2 separate regions of the Mus musculus genome follow, and region 2 is linked to region 1. A link is a contact called in ENCODE POLR2A ChIA-PET data. All regions are on one chromosome and are shown on one strand. The core of a region is the stretch at or near the end of the contact, and the rest is flanking DNA. Distances in the headings are between cores, read along the strand shown.

The links. ChIA-PET counts read pairs that join two places held with the same protein, here RNA polymerase II (POLR2A).
Region 2: POLR2A ChIA-PET joins it to region 1 with 30 read pairs in Patski. The contact joins the promoter of Itgb2 here to the promoter of Pttg1ip in region 1. POLR2A ChIA-PET finds 5 or more read pairs at or near these places in 3 of 5 experiments (Patski and embryonic stem cell).

The regions. Positions count from the first base shown.
Region 1 is chr10:77,580,229-77,583,209 of GRCm38, forward strand. It overlaps Pttg1ip (pituitary tumor-transforming 1 interacting protein), which reads left to right and starts at 1,427. Exons shown (of 6, transcript NM_145925.3): 1 at 1,427-1,699. The coding sequence starts at 1,594.
Region 2 is chr10:77,528,798-77,531,778 of GRCm38, forward strand. Itgb2 (integrin beta 2) reads left to right here and starts at 1,573. Exons shown (of 16, transcript NM_008404.5): 1 at 1,573-1,662.

The DNA.
Region 1 (2,981 bases), core at 177-2,676:
AACCAGGGCCCTGCTAAACTTCCCTTGCTCTGGACCAGCTCAGTGATACAAAGACCCTGAGTCCTCCCAAGCTCAGGAATTGAAATCCCACCAATCCTCATCCTGGAAATCTCCACGGGAAGCCCCACCCCCAAGAAATCCTATATAAGCTCTGCCTTTGGCTTCGTTCTCTGCTGCTTTTCACCCTAGCAGAATTAGCTGCCCTCCTGTTTTTGTTGTTGTTGTTGCTGTTGTTTGTTTGCTTTTTTTCCCTCTCCATAAATCTCTTGTGTGCCTCATGTGTCGTGTGACTTTGTGGTATTCCTTGGCTCCCAATTGCCAGGAAGCCTCTCTAGCAGAGCTGTAACATTTTCCCCGGAACAGAACTTGGCTGGGGAAAACCTGCCTGGCCGAAGTAAAGCTGTAACGCTTTCACTGGGGAAAGCCTCCCTCTGGCAAAGCAGAATTGTTACACTTTGGCTGGAGAAGTCTTCCTCTGCAGAGCAGACCTGTGACACTTTCCATGGGAACCCCCTCCTGCAGCAGAACTGTTATACTTCCTTTGGGAAAACCTTCTGCCGCAGCACCAGGAGTGGAGCTGGAACGCTTCAAGCCTTTCCCTTCAGAGTTGCAACACTTACAGTCATAACTAGCTTGTATCAAATGGACATAAAGCTGGTGGGCTCAAGCTTGTATCCTATTTTGCTTACTCCTACTGGAGTCTGGGTCTTTAATGAGTCGAGAAACTTGGGATCCAGAGTCCCGCATTGATCTTTTTGGTGTCTGGCTATCTAGGTCTCTGGTTCATGCACAATCAAGCAGGGAAGGTACCCTCTTACTCAAAGCTCCTGTGTCTTCAAGTTTGCGTCCCCAGTCACTATCAATAAGGATTTGTTTTGTTTTCTTTGAGTCAGGGTCTCATTGGTTAAGGAAGACCTTGAACTTCTGATCCTTCCAATGCTCCACCCCCAAGTGCTGAGATGATAGGTGTGTGTTATCACGACTCATTTGTGAGGTTCTGAGGATGGAACTCGGAGGCTTTGTGCATGCATTGGTTGCCAGGCAAGCAATTCTACCATCTAAGCTACACCCTCCACATTCCCTCAGTGATTTAAACGCCTTTCAGTAACAAGTTCGAGACAGCTTGGATGCTGTTTTAACGTAAATCCACAAAACCTGCCCTCTGGACACGCATACGGCTCTGGCAGAGAATTAACAGGACTGGCAGAGGTTTCCAAGGGTTGGCGGCTACAGAGCAGTTGTGTTAGGCAGAGCAGCTGAGCCTCAGAACCCGCCTCAGAGTCCAGCAGCTCCATTCCAGAGCAAGTGGCAAAGCTTCGCTGTCCACTGCCCAGCCTAGTAGTCTACTACGCACGCGCGCTGCTCTGACGCTCCGGTTATTGCTCCCTCCCCGCAGTTCCAGCAGCGCGCAGGCGTGCTAAGCCTCAGCTGCGCCCGTAGGCGGGCGGAGGTCAGGGGGCGGAGCCAGCGGCTGCGCACTCGCAAGCTCCGCCCGTCTGGCTAGCTTACGGAGGCGGAGCGCTTACTGTGGAAACATCCTAGCTCGGCGTTGGAGTTGAGTCGCCTGAGGTCCCCGCCGACGACGCACTCACCATGGCGCCTGCTAACCTTGGGCTGACGCCGCACTGGGTGATGCTCCTCGGTGCCGTGCTGCTGTTGCTTCTGTCCGGAGCCTCCGCGCAGGAACCTCCGAGAGTGGGTAAGGCCCGTGGGCCTAGGGGCCGAGGAGTAGGAGGAGGGCGGCCGGGTCGGATCCAGGGCGGAGTCCAGCCCGCGGGCTTGGCTGCCTCTGCGCTCACGCCCTCCCTTGAAGCTGGGTAAGGCAGCCAGCCTCTGCTGGAAGTTAACGTCGTGCCCTGAGGCACGAAAGACTCGGCTAGTCGGAACCGACGCCTCGGCACCTGCTTAGCATCTCGGGGACCATCTGCATTCCAGCACTGTTTTTGTTTGAGGGGAATCAGGGAGCTGACAAGTTGTGTCCAAGACTGAGGCTTGGTCAACTTTGACCTTTGTACGCTCGCTAGAGTTGATGAGGCGCTGCAAGAGAGTATTTTTGTTAGCTCAGGCTCTCTCAAGGTGTCTTTACACTCTAGCCTGTCACGGTGTGTTTTCTCTTTGTGACCTTTTGCCAGTTGTCGCGTCTCTCTGTTTAAGTTTCTTATCTGCTCCCAGGTATGCCTAGGACCGGTCTGGGACTGCCTCACTCCTGCTACCTTGGTGAGGGTGACTAAAGGAGCTGACCCTGGCCGCCCCGGGGAACTTGGGGCTAGATTCTCCAGTAAGGACTTTATGCCAGGCAGAGTGTTGGGGAGCCTGTGGAGACCCAGGACCCTTCCCAGTGTCTCAAGGGTGTCTGCTGCGATACTGGGGGGAGGGGGGGGGGCACGAACCTTCACCTGTTACCAACCACCACGTGTTAGGTGTAAGGATTCTACTCCTTGACATTCTATAGGGAGATAGCTGATGTTTAAAACGGCTAGTCTTTACAAGGAATTTGCATAAATTTACATTACCGTATCCTGTATCCCAAAACTCGCCTTTTTTTGTTGTTTGAGACTGGGTTCAGGCTGGTTTTGAACTTTTTTGTTTGTTTTTTCGAGACAGTGTGTCTCTGTGTAGCCCTGGCTGTCCTGGAACTCACTCTGTAGACCAGGCTGGCCTTGAACTCAGAGATCCGCCTGCCTCTGCCTCCCTAGTGCTGGGATTAAAGGCGTGTGCCACCACGCCCAGCTTGGTTTTGAACTTAAAGGTGTCTGCCTGCCTCTGCCTCTCAAATGCTGACCATAAAGCATTTGCCCTGCCTGGCAAAACTCACCCTTTAAATATTTTTTGTGTGCTTCACAGAACCTGTAGTAGATTATAGATCCGTAGAGTGAAATTTGCGACATTGAGGACACTTTGACAGGGCTTTTGGACCCTCTACTAATGGCGTGTGGAGTCACTGTCTCTGAGCTTCATCTTGGGAAAACAGTCCCTAAAAG
Region 2 (2,981 bases), core at 323-2,822, 51 kb before region 1:
ACACAGCCACACCCAGCTTTGCGCATGCCCAATGGGGTGCTGAGCTCACGTCATCAAGTTTGTGTTGCAAGCACTTTACCCTCTGAGCTATCTCCCTGGCCTCTGAACTATGCCTTTCTGATATTTGGTGGTGTTTGTTAGTATTTTCTACAAGTATGTGCAGGTCTTTCATTCTTGACTTTTGTCCCCCGTTCCCCGTCCTTTATGAGCTAGGATCTTACAGTTCTGCCTGGCTGGTCTTGAATTCACAGCGGTCCTCCTTTTTTTTTTTTTTTTTTAAAAAAAAGATGTATTTGTTTTTTTTATGTACATGAGTACACTGTAGCTATCTTCAGACACACCAGAAGAGGTCATCGGATCCAATTACAGATGGTTGTGAGCCACCATGTGGTTGCTGGGATTTGAACTCAGGATCTCTGGAAGAGCAGTCAGTGCTCTTAACCACTGAGCCAGTGGTCCTCCCGCATCAGCATCCTACATTCTGGTATTACAAGTGTGAACTGATACACCTGCTTTCCAACAATGTTCTTTCAACAGTTGGCATCTTTTGCACATTTTTTTTCAACTGTGAGAAGATATAGAAAATATGCATAAAGGTTCAGGGCTATTAACTTCTTGTAACCCTCTCAACCATTATCACCAGGATGTCCTGCATAGCTGATGTCCCCACTCCACAGCTTTATCTTCATGTAACTATGTCTTTAAAAATTCTACCAAGCATACTACACGAAGAAAGAGTAACACATGAACACCCAGGTCTTCAGCCAACACCCCCCCCCCCAACCCTCCGCTGTGGTCACCTCCTGGCCTCTGTCTTGTATCCACACCCACCTCCAACCCCCATCCTGATTACAAGGAAGAAAATCTGCCATGTTTTTCTACCATTTGCGAGCATTTCAGCATGTAACTCTAAAGATGCAGGTAGTGGGATGTAACCATGAAACATTGTTGCGGAAAGAATTAACTGTTTCTCAACAAGGCTGACATCTCAAATCTTATGCTAAAGGTTCCCAACTCCCTTTGGTGTCTCTCTTTCTGCCCTCTCTCCTCTTGCAACTAGTCAGGTGGGGTTTTGTTCACCACTAACTTTGTGATTGAGCTCCTACAGTGTTACTTAACACATCCCTCCATGCCCCACTCTGCCCCATTTCTCTGCCCAGGACCTTCCCCTGCCTCCTTCTTCCCATTCGCCTGCTTCCTCGAGTGGGCTACCACCTCAGCCCATCCACTTGTAGCTGGGTCCTTCTCCCAGACTGAGAACCCACACAATCAGCCTCTGCTTCCGCCTGCTGGTCCATGAATCCCTACCTCTTCTTGACATGTGAGAGAGCCCCTCGATGCTATCAATGGCTGCTGCTTCCAACAGTAGCCCCTCCACTCTTGCCGTAAAAGCTTGTCATCGCCTACAAGCCCCTCCCTCTCTCAGTGTCTCTTCTCTAACGTCCCACGTGTAAAGGGGCTGAGGTGATACCCACATGTGGGCCAATCAGCCAAATGTCACTCAACTTCCTCCTGGGCGCTGACTTAGAACAGGAAGTGTCAGGCGGGGGGGCCTCAGCGGCTGTGTTCTTTAGACACAACCACACAGCCAGCTGGCAAGAAGTAGGCAAAGACATCTCCAGTCAGATTCTCGGAGTGGAGGCTTCCTGGGACTGAGAGGGGGTGAGTGCAGGGCTCCTGTGTTCAGGTAGCTCTTATGGGAAACACCTCAGAAGTGGGCTCTTCCGGTGGAATTTCTCTTTATGACTCCAGCCCGACAGGCACTGGTGGCCTTTCCCCATCTCTCACCTTGCCTATCTGTCAAAAAAATGGTCTTGTACATGTGGCTTCTGGCTATTCAGACTCTCCTGACTGACGTCCAGGGATGGGAGGCCTGGTACCACAGCTGAGCAGAGTTTCAGGAGCGCTGGGAACATCTGTAACTGTGGGTCAGCAGGCAGCCGACTGTGTTGATTCTCTCTCTGTGATAGTCGTGGATGCCCGGGACTGAGGAAGGTCAGCTATGATAAGGGGTAGGGGTGGTGGTGGAGGTGGCTGGGACAGATTGTGGGAGGGAAGGGGTCACATACTGACACCCACCTACTATGAATGGAAGTAGATACTTATGGTCATGAAGGTGAGTGTCAGATTGGAGGTAATGAGCAAGAGAAGGAGCTGCTGAGATGTCCATTGTCCCCATCTGCTTTAAAATGGCGTGTGGGGAGTGTGTATGTGTGTGTGGGGGGGGGGGTGATTCTCAGTCTACCCTGCAAGTCTCTGGAACCTGGGCTCCAAAATGCCCAGCCCAGCTTACAGCATAGCAGATAATAAGGAAGTCCTCTACCCAAGAATCCCACCCACATACCATAGTGGCCAGGCCTGGGGCCAGCAACCACAGGGTCATATCCCAGATAGGGGGAAGGTGTCAGGTGACAGACACCCTTTCTACATCCACCAGTGAGTGAGCAGATGAGAGATTGTTGACTGCTGCCATAAGCAGGAGTAAAATGAGCAAGTCCTGAGGGTTAGTTAGGGCTGGAGAGGCCCAAGTTTCCTATCTCCTCCTTTCTCCAACATTTCTCTGTTGACATATGTGGACACAGTCTTGCCGCAGGCATGCATTAGGCTGGGGTGAATTGTGTTCACTGCGATTGTGGAGGAACCATGCAATCATCCTTTGCAGGAAGTGCTGCAGGGGGCCGGGGGCTATCTTTGATACACAGCTTGGGAGGAAGCCTTCTGCTCTCTATGGAGAAAGGGTGTGAACTGGGGAGGCCACTGAACTCTGGGGAAATGAGAGGGTGGGCTGACTGGCTCTGCAAACTCCAAATGTCTGCAGTCAATAATGACTCAAAATTCCCTTCAAAACTCACTCCCATGAGGAGTGAGCCGTGGAGACTACTGAGGCTCCCGCTAGCTACAATCTATCATCACTCAGGTGCAGGTGGTTCTCTGCAGGTGGTAGGGCTGGGGATAGGGGTGTGGGGTGTTGAATGTGTGTG